2 separate regions of the Mus musculus genome follow, and region 1 is linked to region 2. The links are chromatin loops, found by intact Hi-C in ENCODE. Cell type or tissue: gastrocnemius. All regions are shown on one strand.

The links. Peaks named below come from ENCODE experiments on the same cell type or tissue, not always from the same donor. Only the 100,000 strongest peaks of a DNase experiment are listed, where the experiment ranks them.
Region 1: a loop joins it to region 2, with 2.8 times the contacts of the local background. A loop is called at or near these places in 21 of 42 quality-filtered maps.

Annotation. Positions count from the first base shown.
Region 1 is chr9:92,143,390-92,151,389 of GRCm38, reverse strand. Gm46147 (a long non-coding RNA gene) reads left to right here. Exons shown (of 3, transcript XR_001779352.2): 3 at 7,172-8,000. Among named protein-coding and RNA genes, the nearest start is that of Gm46147, 28 kb to the left of the region's middle. In gastrocnemius, a CTCF peak has its summit at 3,638 (motif pointing left); a DNase peak (open chromatin) is centred at 3,636.
Region 2 is chr9:92,596,970-92,604,969 of GRCm38, reverse strand. It overlaps Plod2 (procollagen lysine, 2-oxoglutarate 5-dioxygenase 2), which reads right to left. Exons shown (of 19, transcript NM_011961.3): 12 at 6,257-6,382; 13 at 4,088-4,229; 14 at 1,909-2,022; 15 at 126-191. Among named protein-coding and RNA genes, the nearest start is that of B430319G15Rik, 58 kb to the right of the region's middle. In gastrocnemius, no CTCF peak of the experiment used is centred here; a DNase peak (open chromatin) is centred at 4,614; H3K27ac peaks cover 1,366 bases.

The DNA of each region.
Region 1 (8,000 bases), 450 kb after region 2:
TGCTGGCTTTGTAGGGGTTTGGGAGTACTGTTTCTATTTTGGGCTTTTTGTTGTTGTTGTTGTTGTTTTATGTTTCTTTTTGTTTTGGAATGACTTGAGGATAATTGGTTGTAGTTCTTTTGTGAAAACCTGGTAGAATTCCACTTTAAATCCATCTGGATTGTATTTTATTTTTCCCACGCTGTAAAACTTTCTTTTTCTTGTTTTAATATCCTTATTTGTCATGAGTGTGCTTAAGCTATAGATATCTTCTTGAATTGATTTGGTAATTCATCAAGGAACTTGTTATTTGCTTTTAGATTTTTTTTAAATACAGGTTTTAAATATTCCATTGTAGTGTCCTAAATTTCCTTGGTGTTTGTTGTAATGTTTCTTTGTCCCTCTGCGATTTTATCAGTTTGAGTTTTCTTGGTGTTTTTAAGGCTAATTTTGCTTTTATTTTATTGATTTCTGCCTTTTCTGTTCCTGTTTTTCTTCTCAACTACGGGGTTGGGTTTGACTTGCTCTCGTTTTTCCAAAGGCTTGAGTTACATGATGAACTTGCTTATCTGTACTTTCTAATTTTGAAAACAGGGTTTAATGACATATGTTTCCCTCCTAGGACTGTGTCCCAAAGCCTTCATGTGTCTTTTTTTTTTTTTTTAATTATTACTTTATTTTTCTTCCCCTTGGTATTTAACATTGTTTTTTCTTGAAATTTTCTTGGAGCCATTTTGTTATTTGGCACTGTATTCTTTAATTTTCGTGACTTCATATAATTTCTGGAGATTCTGTTTTATCTTAAGCTTTTTTTGCATCATATTGAGATAGGATATGTGTTACCAGTTTTTTTTTTCTTATATTTTGAGATTTGTTTTGTATCTCAATATATGTTCAATTTTAGAGAAGCATTCATGGGCTGCTGAGTAGAATTTTTTTTCTGGTCTTTGGGAGAAATATTTTGTAGATAATTGTTAGATCCCTTTGATGTATGATTTCATAAAACGATACACCTCTTTTTATTATCTATCCAGAGGACCTTTCTATTAAAGAAAGTGAAATACTGAAATCACTTACTATTATAGAATTGAAGTTAATCTGTGTCTTGAAGTCCTTTTATATGTTTTTGATGCTACAGCAGCAGTAGGGGTCTGACCCTCTTGGGGTTGGTTTGATGGACGTAATTTTTTTAAAATTTGAGGTTATTTTTTTAAATATTTGGGGTTCAAATTTTTATTAAAGTCTTAGAGTCAAATTTAAATAACTACATGAACTACATGAAACTTGGTCAAATAAAATGCATTTTGTCTAAGGAGTATATTCTGTATCCTGTGAACTTGTTACTTCTTTTTTTTTTTTTTTTAATGAGTGTCGCATCATCTTTGTCCCTTATCTCTTTGTTCCTTTTATTCACCCTCTGCCTTTGCAAACTCCCTCACCCCAAGAAACTACTTCAACCAGATCCAGTTATACTGTGCTTCTCCACTGAGGTGTGAGACCCACTCTCCCATCATGTGGCTGGTCATCTTGCCTGTGCTCTGCTGCACAGGCCATGTGGCATCTGGTGGAGTTCTTCTTGGTTGATATATATTTTTTTAATTCTATCTTTATCATGGAAATTTATTCTTTTTCTTTCAATTAAGGTGGATACTTTTGCTGGGTAAAATAGTCTAGCTTGACTTGTGTTCTTTTGGATCTTGGAGTACATTGCTTTAGGATCTTCTGACATTTAAAGCTTGATTGAGAATTCAGGTGTTATTTTGATTTGGCTTCTTTTATTTGAGACTATGGCTTTTCTTCCACAACTCTGAGTGCCCATTCTTTGTTCTTTTTTTTGGGGGGGGGATTTTTTTTAATTAATATTTTTTATTACATATTTTCCTCAATTACATTTCCAATGCTATCCCAAAAGTCCCCCATACCCTCCCACCCACTTCCCTACCCACTCATTCCCATTTTTTTTGGCCCTAGTGTTCCCCTGTACTGGGGCATATACAGTTTTCGTGTCCAATGGGCCTCTCTTTCCAGTGATGGCCGACTAGGCCATCTTTTGATACATATGCAGCTAGAGTCAAGAGCTCCGGGGTACTGGTTAGTTCATAATGTTGTTCCACCTATAGGGTTGCAGATCTGCAACCATTCTTTGTTCTTTATATTAACGTTTAGCCATAATATTCCACAGGGTGTTACTTTTCTGGTCTTGTCTATTTGGTGTTCTTTGTGCTTCTTCCATCCTTGTAGATATATCTTTCTCCTAATTTTTCTTAATGTTTTCTTATCCTGTTGCAGATATGGTCTAGCCTATTAATGTAGGATTCTTCTTCAACTATTTCAGCTTTGTTCTTTCATGTCCCATAGTTCTTCATATTCACAGCATGTGTGTTTTAAAGATTTATCATAGTCTTTAATTGAGTGGTTCAACTACTCTATTTTCAATTTCTGATGATATGCTGCCTTTTGCTAGACCCATTCTACCGTGAAGACTTCTTCTGTGTCTTCTAAATAGAAAATTAAAAATTTCAATTTCATCTTCCTTTCATCTTAAGTTTTCGTTGGTATTTCTATCTCTTTAGTGATCAGTGATTAGTAATATAGCATTTTCGGCATCATGAATTTGCCTTCTTGCTTTTATGGAGCCCTGTGTTTGGGTTTCTGGACTTCAATCATGAGGTTATTACTATTCTCTTTTTCTTTTCTTATTAAAGGCATTTTTTAATTAGATATTTTCTTCATTTACCTTTCAAATGCTATCCCCAAAGCCACTTATACCCTCTCCCTGCCCTACTATCCTCTTCTTGTTCACACCAGTGTTCTGGTGTTCATTCCTCTTGTCTTTAAACTCCTTGAATTCTTTGATTTTTTTTTTTCTTAGTGAGACAGGGTTTCTCTGTATAGCTCTGGCTGTCCTGGAACTCACTTTGTAGACCAGGCTGGCCTTGAACTCAGAAATTTATAATTTTTAATTTATAATTATTTTCTTAAATTCTTTGTACTGGGGTCAACCTTGGTAATTCTCATTGAAGACTATTTTATAGAATTATTTGGGGGATACTTAAATGTTTAACTCTTAGTAATATCACCCACAAAGATTTTTCTTATGAAACCTGTTTCAGTTGTCAGGAGAATGTCTTATTTGTCCATTATAGGTGTTTCTACACAAGCACAATCCTTTCTCTACCGACCCTAGAGCTATTTGACATCTCAGGAGTATGAACTGCTGTGGGGTCCAGAAGGCATTCAGGCGAATTATCCCACTAGGATAGTGTTTGGGGGAGTAGTTATGTGTGATGTTAATTTAGTATTAATCTGGAGAGGCTGCAGCTTGCTATATTCAGATTGTATTTAGCAATATAAAACTGTACCAAACACTAATAAATTGCACCTACTGGAGATTTAGATTAACTGTCAAAATGTTAAAAAACACACACACACACACACACACACACATACACACAAAAACTAAACCATTTGGTGTATCTTAATTGGTATAATTAGCTATAAAATAAGCTTATTATGAGGGAAGATTTGCTAGTAGTCATTTTACGATAGGTAGGGAGAAAAGCATTTGTTTTATGTTTAAGAATTTTCTTTAAAGGGGGGGGGGCACTCTCTAGTGCGGGCTTATTTGCATTTTAATGGTGAAATGTCTCCATCTTGTGGCCAGATGAACTATCACACCTTCGTCTTAGAGTGTTATTTTGACCTTTTAATTTGGAGGCCTGTATAGTGGAGGTGTGGTTTCTACCCAGGTTGATAATTAATGAAATAAACAATATTTAAGCTCATTAATTTGTAGTAGACTTCGAAGTAAATTTACATTTTTTGAGCCACGAATTGATTTTGATCTTTGTCTTCTGGAGGTCTGAATTTCTCCTTTTATTGAACAAATTATTCAAGTAATATAAATTTTTGAAAAAATGTCTAGGGTTTGAATATGTGTGAGTCTGTGTATGTGTGTTTTCAGAGTGGCTACAAGTTACAACATCTATTTATTTATACGCAATTTGGAGATTATTTCTAATGCATGACCCCATTTTAAACAATAGATGGCATTAAGATGTCATGTTTTGTGTTTCCCCATAAAGCATGCATTTTGTTTCATAGTTTCAAAACGTTGGTTTTTCTTCTTGAAAAGAAAACTTCTTGATATCCAAAATCATATTTGCTTTATTTTGAAGCTACTGGTAGTACATTCAATAAATATTAAAAAAATTCTTAAAGCAACAGTACAATTTTATTACTATTTGAATATGTGCTCATATTCCAAATGTGATAAAAATCTAAATGTAGTTATATTAATTCAAATGTTATTTCAAAAGATATGTGGCTGGTATTCTCATTAAAGTGAATTTTTACATTTTATTCTTCCATGAATGCTTTTCAGAATTAAACCTCAGACGTTTAGTTAAAATTTAGTTTAATGCAAAATCATGTAACCATGTGCTGCCTTTAAAAATCTAAGGATTTTAAACTTTAAACAACTTTAAACAGTTATAGTCCTCATGTATTTTTTTTTTTTAGTTACCCAATATTCTGAAATTAGAATTCCTTCAATGTACAGCATTTAGATACTTACTACTTTCAAGATTTACATGAGATTTAGATTTTAGATAGCTCATAGAATAAAACTTTTATAAATTGCTATTTGTAGGTAAAATGAAAAGGGATGATTGAGGTATTAAAATATATTATAGATCTTAAGCCCTGCACTAGTCAGGTAATTATTATCCTCCTGTTTTTGTTTGTTTGTTTGTTTTGATTTTGTTTTTCAAGACAGGGTTTATCTGTATATCTCTGGCTGTCCTGGGACTCACTTTGTAGACCATGCTGGCCTCGGACTCAGAAATCTGCCTGCCTCTGACTCCTGAGTGCTGGGGTTAAAGGCATGAGCCACCACCCCTGGCCCTCCTGTATCTTTTTAATGCCACTTTTACAAAGTTGCGGTGAAAGAGATGTCCAACTCTACAAACCTGAACATTGTTTTCTTCTCTTTTTTCTTGTTTTAAAAGAATTTGTCACGAATGTTTTCTCCCTGTTGCTCTTGAGCTAGAGAAAGGCTGTTCTGCCCATTGCAAGATGGTTAGCATCCTTGAACCTGGACACTAAGGACCAATAGCGAACTCTTCCCACTGACCCAGTAAGGTCAGCCAGAAGGTTCCCAGTGTTTCTATTGGTATAGCTGTAAAAAACTGTCATCTCTGAAAGGGATGACTAAGCGATAAACTTTCAGTTTTAGAAAGGATAACTTTGAGGCTGTGTACAGAAGTATTTAATTAATTGTGAGTTCTGTTTGCATGAACTAATTGAAACTAAATGATAAAGGTATTTAAGTAGTTGTCTTCTGGGTTGAACAGTATGGTTACTCTGTCCATGCAGAGGATGTCACAAGATAGAAAACAAGGGAGCCAATTAGGAAACTAGAGGGAGTGACTTGTTTTGCTCACCAGTAACAGTTGTTTTTCTCTGAGCAACATGACATTGTACTTCTAGTATATCTGGAATGCCTACCATGAAATCCAGTAGCTACACAGGACAGTTAGCAGCTGAAAAGGAGCAAGCATGGTTGAAGAGCTGGGTTTCTTTTAGTGTTGCTTGTTTGTTTTTTGCTTTAGTTTTTGTCTATTTATTTATTTATTTATTTATTTATTTATTTATTTATTTATTTGGTTTAGTTTTGGTTGAGACCTGGTTTCTCTGTGTAGCGCTGGCTGTCCTGGAGTTTGCTCTGTAAACCAGGCTGGCCTGAAACTCAGAGGTCTGCCTACTACTGCATCGAAAATGCTTGAGATTAAATACAGGTGCCACCATTGCCAGGCAAAGAATTGATTCTTAAAATGTGTGTGGGTCTGCTCTTTCTCTCTCTCTCTCTCTCTCTCTCTCTCTCTCTCTCTCTTTCTGCCTGTGTGTGTTTGTGAGACTGAGTGTGAACGTGTGTGTGTGCCTGTTTGCATGCCTGTGTGTGTATAGTGCTTGTGTGTGCATAAGTGTGTGTGTATGTATGTACATGTGTGTGTGTGCATGTGTGTGTGTGTGTGTGTGTGTGTGTTCAGGAGTGCATCTGTGCCACAGAGCACATATGAAGGTACAGCTTTCTCACCTTGAGAGAGCCTCTCTTCTTGTTATTTGCTCTTGCACGTACCAGCCTGTGTCCAAGAGCTTCTGTGAGCTTTCTGTCTCTACCTGCCTCTCATCTTACCACTGGAGTGCTTGGATTATAGACAGGTGTTCCTGCTTTCAGCCTTGTGGTTTGTGGAATCTGAGCTCAGGTCCTTTCTCTGTATCACAAACCCTTTACCCACTAAGTGACTGCCCCAGGCCAAAGAAGTGCATTTTTGTTTAAATCGTGATACACTGCAGAGTTGCAATAGATTTTGAAAATGTACTCCAAATTCAACTTAAATGAAAAATGTTTCAATATAAATTATGTCAATAACACTTTGAGAATAATTTAAGTATATATTTACATAAAATATTACATATTAAATGCAATTTATTAGTTTCATATATTCTTAGAACGTTTAAAATGACGCATGTAGCTTACCTGTCAAATTATGATGTCTCAGGTGAGACAACATTTGCCATACTAAGTCATTTGCTCTTCAGACACTTTGATAGCCTAGCCTTGGAGGGACTTGGTGATCAGTGTTCAGACTTGCTTCATCACAAGACTATTTTAAGAAAGGTTACAGTAAAGATCAGATGCCAATATTTGCACCCAACCAAAGAACAGAAGCTGCTGACCCATGTGGTTGAAATAGGGAAAAGCTGGAAGAAGCTGAGGAGGAGGGAGACCTTGTAGGAGGACCAGCAGTCTCAATTAACCTGGACCTCTGAGGTCTCTCAGACACTGGACCACCAACCAGGCAGTATGCACCAGCTGATATGAGTCCCCCAACACAGATACAGCAGTGGACTTCCGGGTCTGGATTCAGAGAAGATGCACCTAATCCTCAGAGACTGGAGGCCCCAGGGAATTTAGAGGTCTGGTGGGTTGAGGGGTAGCAGATAGCAACATCCTCGTGGAGATGAGGGGGGTGAGGAGGAGGTATGGGATGGGGAACAGTCTGAGGGTGGATCGGAGTGGGGGAGGATAAAATCTGGAGTGTTAAAAAATTAAATAAAATTTAAGAAAAAAAAAGGGGGGGGATTACATTATCTACACTGCTGAGAAAGGCATTTTTTTTTCTTTTAGGATGTAAGTTACAAGCATAGAATTAGAAACAGCCCCATTGCAGTCATGAAGACACCACAAGGCTGAAAGTCAACCAGAAACAGAGATCCAAGCTACGCAGAGAGTTGGACTCGTGATAGTGCACGTCTCCTTCAAAAAGTCCTATTTACTTCTTTCTCCAGAACAAACCATCATGGCTCCTTCCACCCTGTAGGTTCAGCAGAGCTGAGGACTGGTGAAAAGACCCAAGTTGGAACTGACTCTTCTGTGATATGGGCAAGCTTATTTTTTTTATAGAAGTTTCTCAAACGCCCAAAAAACGATGTCGAAGAAATGAGTGCTCCGCCCTACAGACTGGTTACATTCTACCGAGACACAAGTGCCATAACAAGTAGAGGAAGTTAGGTGCTCTTGATACCAACAAAAAACATTACCTAGTGGGAGAAAGAAAGACAGGGCCTTCTAATTGTAAAAGAGTGGAAAGATACTTTCATAATTATAGGGCTACGGTGACAGCTGCGTATACTGTCCGCTAGCATGCGCTGCAGGTGGTAATCCAACCATGTGCATCCCAGCCACTGAATGGAAAACAGTGGGGGGTGGCCCTTTTGAATCCTATATAATTGCAGACATTTTAAGCAACTATCATTTCAATACTGTGTAAAGTATGGCTTATTTTTTTTTTTCATAGTAGATTTTCCTATCCAGCAGAGCTTTTAAGGATCAGGCTTCAAGTGTTTGTCCCTCATTTTGTTTAAAATTCTGCCTTTGTCATTTTCATATACTGAGGCAAACACGAAGGTTAACAGCTACAAAGTCTTCCTCCTACAAGAGCGTTTGATTAAGATCT
Region 2 (8,000 bases):
ACCTAATGAATAGTGCCTAACCAATACTTTCTCCATATTTAAATTTTCTGTTCATTCCGTGTTGCTTAAGATTTTGTGGAAATTAGAGGAAGAACACTCTATAAAGTAGAATTATTAGTACAAACCTGCTCGACTATATTTTCAGTGAAAATCTTTGAATAATCACGATTTATATATTTTTCCTTCCAATCCTAAGGAAAAAAAGAACACATTTAAACAAATAACTGTTCCATAAATAAGTATACTTTATAAAAATACTCTAATAACTTGTAAGTTCAAGAAACTTGTAAGTTTCTGAAAATTACTATTTTCAGAATAGTAATAGAAATAGAAAATTAATAGTAATTTTCAGAAACCAGTTTATATTTTAATCCTGGCCTGGTTCTGTGTATGGGTACACCCCATGAAATCAAGCCTTTTATTTATAAAGTTTCATTTCTCAGGCTATTAAAATTGAACAATATTATAATGGGTAGGTAGATCTGCATGCAATTTTTTTCTGATATTTAACATGTGGTGTGTAAACATAAAAAACAAAACTGGGAATGTAGCTCACAGCATTAAGGATAGGGAAAAAAAAACCTTAAATTCCAGTTGGGTTGAGCCATCATGTTTAATTTGTTGATGCTAACGTCCTGAACGTTTTATGTTGGGCAGTGACATAAACTCTTCATGTAAAAACATCCTTCTAGTCATCAAGTCAATTATAATCTCACTTATCTTTTAGAAATTCTGAAAATGGGAAAAACTCTAAGTATTCTGTCACTGAACATCTTCAGACTGAAGTATGAAAGAATGAGCAAGACCATGCCAAGGTTAGCAGAGCCTACTTGCTCAGCACATACTGCTCAGGAGAGCTGAGTTCCTACAGGAATACAGGCAATGAAGGACAGGAACGAAAGTTCACCGGGAAGCTATAACCAAGTAGTGCTATCCCTCAAAACTCTCAAAAATTCAGAAGCAGAGTTAAGCCCGTAGACTCTATTCTCTCCATAAGAAAAGAGAACCATTTCTAGTTCGACCTCATTAAAGCTGAAGACGCACAAGGAAAAGAAGACAAATGCACCTTTGAAATACCACAATAACAAAAAGATGTTTCTTTTTTTTTAATCCAACAGAGGACTCAGTGCTCAAAGTTGCTCTTTCTGGAATCCTGCTAGTTTTCAAAAAATCAAAGACTACTCCCATCAGGAGGTCTGAGTCTTTGTAATTTAAAGCTTACTGTTGGCGAGGGAGGGGAAGAGAGCTTAAGAAGGTAACGGAAATGACTATTCAAGAAAGCTTTCTTAGATCTATGTGCCAGTGCTACTGGTGAACAAGGTCCCTGTAGTTCAAAACCAGCCGCCATAACTATCTGACTCAAATTTCCTCAACTTAAGGGTATATTACCTTATATGGGAGACAGTTTTACTCTACATTGTCCTCTGGTTATCTTAGCAAACATTTTTATAAAACTGTCAGATTACTTTACTAAGTATTATGACACTAAGCAGCTTTAATTAAATACTGGGTGTTTCCCCAAGCTAACTTGTGATATTTTGTGTGTGTGTGTGTGTGTGTGTGTGAGGGTGGGGGCGCAGCTAGGGATGAACTTAATACATTTGATGCTAGCGTAGAGTTCTAACCCCAAGTCACTAAGGTCTTTCTCCACCCCCTTTAAAAATTGTTATTTATATTTTTAAAATTATGCTTAATAGTGGGAGAAAGCAAAGAAATTGATAAATTGCTTTCCTTTAAGATAACTGTGTCTTAATTTGAATGAGTTCTTGGTCAAATTTAGAACTATCGCAGATCATAAAACACAACTGTACCCATTTAAAAATATTTATGTGTCGATATTAGTGCATGATTTATGTCCATTTAATTTGACAGGAAGATAAACAACAAGGGAGTTGAACACGAACATACCACGGGATTTTCAAAAATCTGCCAGAAGTCATTGTTAAGATGGGAAGTGTTGTAATTAGCAGTTGATATCAGCCGTCCAAATTCATGTCTGTTAGAAATGTACATAAACACACCCTATGTACCAGAAAAAAGGGAGTATTACTCTCAAAGCACTGAACATTTAATCATGGGAAAAATATATAAAATGCATTAATTTCAACTTTTGTAATACTTCATTTGTAACTACATTTTGATTTTCATAAAACATGCATTATTTAAAATAAATAGTGTTATAAATTCACACAACACAGAAAATAGCACTAAGTGTCAACTGAAAGAGAGGACTGGGCTTCGGGGCCACTCTGTTACTCTCTCAATAATCCTAGACACAGATGGGGAAAGCAGAAAACATTCCAGACATCAACAGGCAATCAAGTGTGTCTTCTTTTTCTCTTTATTTCCTTTCAAAGCATTTTATGGAGCTCGAGATGTCAAAGTTCTTGCTCAGTGCAGCACTCCTCTACTGTTCTGACTCAGCACCCACAGCTCTGTAGGCCCTGCCAGGGTCTAAGAGGGACGTCTTCTGTCTTCGCCCTAAACCCAGTCAATGTGGCAGACACCACTGGGTCAAGGAAGTCTCTTTGTACCTGTTTTTCTTATAAGAAGGATTAGTAGCAAACACACACATCAGCAAGTGGCCAGGTCTCATCTCTAATGGAGATGAACTTTCAGCCTACTTCCTTCTCCTCTTCAGAGCATGCCCAAACCTTACAACAGTAAGTGAAAGTATCTGTTATTTCTCTCACCTGCTAATTATAAAATGCAAATTACTTTCATCAACCAAGAGCTGACTATCCAGCAACAGTCCTCCAAAATCCCACAACACACATACGAGCAGAAAAGGATCCCATGAGTACCAACATTTTACCAATCAGTGCAAAGGAGGCTATTATGGGGTGGCTTTACTGCCACTCAACACAGCATATCTAACAATTACATTAAAAAAAATTTAGTAAAAATAAATAAAAATGACACCTTTGGGGGGCTGAGCATTTGGAATGTTTCCGGAGTAGGGGAGTCTTTTTCCCTTTGTAAGGTCTAAAATGAAGAGAAGCATCGGGTCAGTTGATCTGCACACCCATGTGTGAGGGAGGCATCTTGGTAAATAAATACAGCAGCCTGGATAAAAACTGACACTGTGAAATGCCCTTCCTAGACGGCATGCAGAACAAGCAAAGCTTACAGAGCACACGAGAGCCTCAAGCCTTCCCTGCTGCTTCACTTTAACGTGTTTGGTGAGACACAGATCCAAGCTCATTCCTTAGCAAAACTTCATTAGACACATAATTAAGACAACAGAAAAAAATAATGAGTAAGAGGCCATTCCGGATGCGCTGTTGAGTGAAATCAGCCAAACATGAGCACACAAATACAATCAAAGGTCCTGAGGGTGTTCAATGGGGGTGCACACAGATACACAGGCAGTACAAACATTCTGGAAAACATGCCTTGTTAAACTAAGGAAAAACACTTGCCAACTTTTCTGATATTCCTAAGGCCATGGCTGCTCATATAAATTCAGGAACAAAATAACAATATCTGAAACAGAAAATCTTATAAATATGTTTTCTGAATTAAAACATATTTGCACATTTTGAAAAATTATTTTCTATAAGCATTTACATTTTATTGTAAAAGTACATTTCTAAAACACTAATACACCATCAGCTCCAAATATATTACATATACTATCTTTATAGTCTAGGGAGCCTGCTTCATAAGAGTATACCATCAATAATATTATAGAGTACACTCAGAAAAACAGCTACTGATGTCAGAAGATTATGTGCTTATCAAATATGTAAAGTAAATTTCATTCAAATTAATATTAACTAAACTCGATTATTTTACTTAAAATTTTTCAAATGTGAGCAAATAGTATTCTTAAAAGAACAAAGCTTATTTTTGGATTCTGCCTTTATTAAATCTTCTTAGGCTGCTTATGAGACAAGCCTAGTCTAACATTTCAAAATCTATGTTACAAATGTTCACAAATTATCCTCCTTAAAACCCTACGATCAAAAAAATTGGCTAGTATTTACAAATCGGGAAGAAAGGAGCATCCAAACATAGTGACACACGGACTGAAAAGCAAGCACCTCATGAGAACGCTGCCGGGAGCCGCAGTGGTGGACCTTACCATATCTCTAGCATTGCGGCAAAGAGCCATATCGGGATCCAACTTATCACGGACAAAATAGTTCCTTTCATTCATCTCAGATCGGAGTGTCTTTCCTTGAATTAAGTACACATTAGCCATATATGGGACATTCCAGATTCCTCTGAAAGTTAAAAAAAAAAATACATTCCAAAAATATCACACATAGAAAAATGTGCTTCATGCTTACATTTTAAAAAGAATGCTTTGTAAATGTTCAGGTTTTGTATATGTAAATTATTTGGCTGGTAAAGCATAATGATGGTGTTTGACAAATATGAATTATTGTATACACATATCCTAATGAGGCTTAGGAGAAATTACTCCCCCTCGATAGACTTTCAGTTAGGTTGTATGTAGCTGTTGCTACCTGTCACGGTTGTTACAGTTACGTCACGACAGTCTACGCACAGACTGTTTTCTGTTTAACAGTGAACATCCGAGAGCGAAAGCCCTCACACAGAACCAGAGCTGTGCTGGCCTTGGCTGGCATAGCTCCCTAGAGCAGACATCAGAGCCAAGACATATAGGTCAGAGAGGTATTTATACCACAGGATTTTGTAAAGGCTACGACTGAGGGCGTGCTTCCAACCACAGCAAAAATAAATAAATAAATAAGTAGACATAAAAATAAGAACCCTTACATGGTATTCACAAGGAATTCCCTGAGCTTTCCTTACGTCTGTGGAAAAAGCTGAGAGGAAACACAGCTGCAGAGTAAGTGTCTGCAGACCTTTCTCTCTCTGCGCCCCCCCCCACCCCATTCTGACAGGGCTCCCTCTATATGACTGGTATCAGCTCCCCAAGGCCCGCGTCTGTCACGTTTAGGAAGCAGTAAGGAAAAATCCTGACCAAGGACGTGTAAGACCTCATTTTGTCTTACTTAGATGAAAAAATATAAACAATAAAAGGCCTTTAGATCTACACAATGTGTCCGGTAAACTCTAACACTAAACGTGATGGAATACACCATGCTTCCCTCTAAGGGCACACATGCAGATGCACTCAGTAACTGACCACGGTCCTTACGGATAAATCAGACAGGAAGCCACTGTGTACAAAGAAATTATGGTTTACTCCAATCAACACGAAGGCACTCTTCTGCACTTGATGACCTTCATTTCCATCAAATCCATGGATAGCACCAAATATATGACTTATATGTCATTTTACACTTAATAAAAGTAACTGAAACAGAGTTGACTTAGTACTGATCCCTTACCTACCATGCTATCAGATAACAAAAACTTTATCACACTGGTATCTTTCAGATGAAAATCTTCTAAGTCAACCTTTACCTTCAGAAGGAAAACGTCTTGCCACAGCTACAATTTTCCCAAGGAAAATATGAGTTATTTAATCTAAGGGCACCTCCTTTTAGAAGTCAGAGTATATTCCCCATTTAAACTGAGCTGATGAGTTTGATAATTAAGACGAGGCACTTAGGACTCAGGCAATGCTAGCCTACAATCTGGGGAAAAAAAGAGCGACATTCTTGCCTAGCATTTCCGTAACAAAAACTCTTTTGATGCTTGACAGACTAATTTTTTTTTAATTTTAGCAAATGTCAGCTATCATTTAGAAAGTATATATTACTTGTACATTTGTACTCTATAGCGTCTGTATTTTTTGAATCCTCTAAAAGATGACAATTGAATGTCAGTGGTTTCTTACCTTTTTATGTACACATTAGATCTTACACACAGAGATGACAAATTAAAAGCTACCACCAGCTCCAACAAAATCACCTCATGAAATTGCGAATGTGTGGAAGTTCTGGTTTTCTGCATTATTATTTCTGTATTTATAAATTTTAAAGACAATGAAGACAAGTTTTATTAGAGCTATTAAATGACCTAGATAAACTAAATTCTTGTCCAACTTTAGGAAAGAGTTCTACTCCTCTCTACCACTGGATGTGTACACATGACAACCAAGTATTATCATACAACAATGAAGTTGTCCTATTAGTCATGTAGATTCCTTTCGATCTTAAAAAATAAAAAAAGTTTTTATGTAACTGTAAGTGATCTCCAAGTTCTCAAATGTATCCTAAGCAAAATGAAGACAGATAAAGATGTTTTTAAAGTAATATTAGTAAGATCATATTGTCACTATATTGTATATGAAATGATTCATCAGGCAACTCACACTCTGTTCCCCTGAACAATATCCACGTAATCTTCAGAGCGAGCATAGTACCCATCAGGACTCAGTGCTCCCCAAAAGTTGGACCACAACTTTCCATGACGTGTCACAAGAGGAGCAATGATTTTCCTAGGACAGAAAACCCACAGTGTTATTAACTTTTAAATATTCATTGGAGTTGTGTATTTTGCAAGACATATAACATGGTGAAGTTCATTTAACATATTATAACAACACATACATATAGACACATATGTAATACACAAATAAATATTAGTCTCTTCGTCTTTTCTTCAATAGATACACAAAATTTTCAGTTATGTTAATTAAAAAAGAAAAAATGGAACATTTATTGAAAATGCTAACAAAATACTAAAATAACTTTTTAACAGCATGTTAGTTACATTGAAGAGAGTAAAACTAAATTGTTTCCTTGTGTTTAAATTAAATTCTAGTTTAACTGGCAAACTGAACACTCTCTACAACATTAAGGTAGCCAATGAATATTTGTTGAACAAAAAACAAAATACGCAGATGGGCCGAGACACTGATGAGTCAAGGTTCCTAAAACAAACCCTAATCACTTTACCATCTGTCTCCGGGATTTTAGGGCTTTTAAAACTGGGTTATAGTTGTAAGCTGGCCTAACAGCAACGGATACGTCAGCCTTCACTTCAGAAAACAAAACAGAGACGCTTGCCTGGAACTCAAAGTCCCTTAGGAAACTAGAGTTTAAATGTAATTGCTAACGCGTTGTGCTGAGACGGGACTTTGAGTGGCCTGCAATGCATCAACTTCAGAGAAGGTTATAAAAGCAGGGAGACCTTGACACTCTTTTCCTCTTGCCCCTCCTCTCCTCAGAACATTCCGAAGAATGTTACGAAGCAGCAGGCAGCCCTGAAGAAGCCCTGCTCCTGACGCTGAACCACCCAGTGTACACGTCCACAAGAGTCAAATAATAAGCTTACTCTTTATAGCTTACCCTGTTGGTGGCCTTTTGTTATAGCCATAGCAAACACAGTAAGACACTGTGACAATATTCTGCCTTAACAGCTATTTGGAAAGTGGTACCTTTGAGACAAACACAGTACCAAGCATTTGCACTACACAAACTGCCATAAAATTAACTCATCTGTGCTGGTTAGTTTTAACTCTCAACACAACAAAACTTAGCATCACCAAGGAAGAGAGAGTCTTAAAGAAAAAAAATTTTCATAGAACTATAGTTCTAAAATCAGGTATTTCCAATAATCTGATCATTCCACAGCGAGCTGTAGTTGTACCTCCCGTTGTGCTGATTGTTCCTGACTCTAATTGAAATGGAAATTAAAAAAAAAAAAAACTTCTAGATCGGGTTGGCCAATGGGCATCTCTCACGGTGTTTTAATTGTTTACTGAGGTGCGATGACTCAGTCTATTGTGGGCGGTACCATTCCCTACACAGGGGATCCTGGGTAGGAACAAAAGAGAGAAAAACTAGCTGAGAATAAGCAACCAATTATCTAAGAGCAATTATACTCTCTGCTCTTAACTGTCGATGTGACAATTTAAATTCCAACCTTGACTTGTGCTGACTCAAGTTATGACTACATGTGCTGAGTCATGTTATGCAGCAAAAGGAGCATGTCTCCAAATACAGGATGGGCTGATGCAGCATAGCAGACTCCCTATGTGTAACAGTCAAGTCATGCTGACATTTCAATTTTATTGTGAGGAACAATTATTAACGCACACACACAGCACAAAT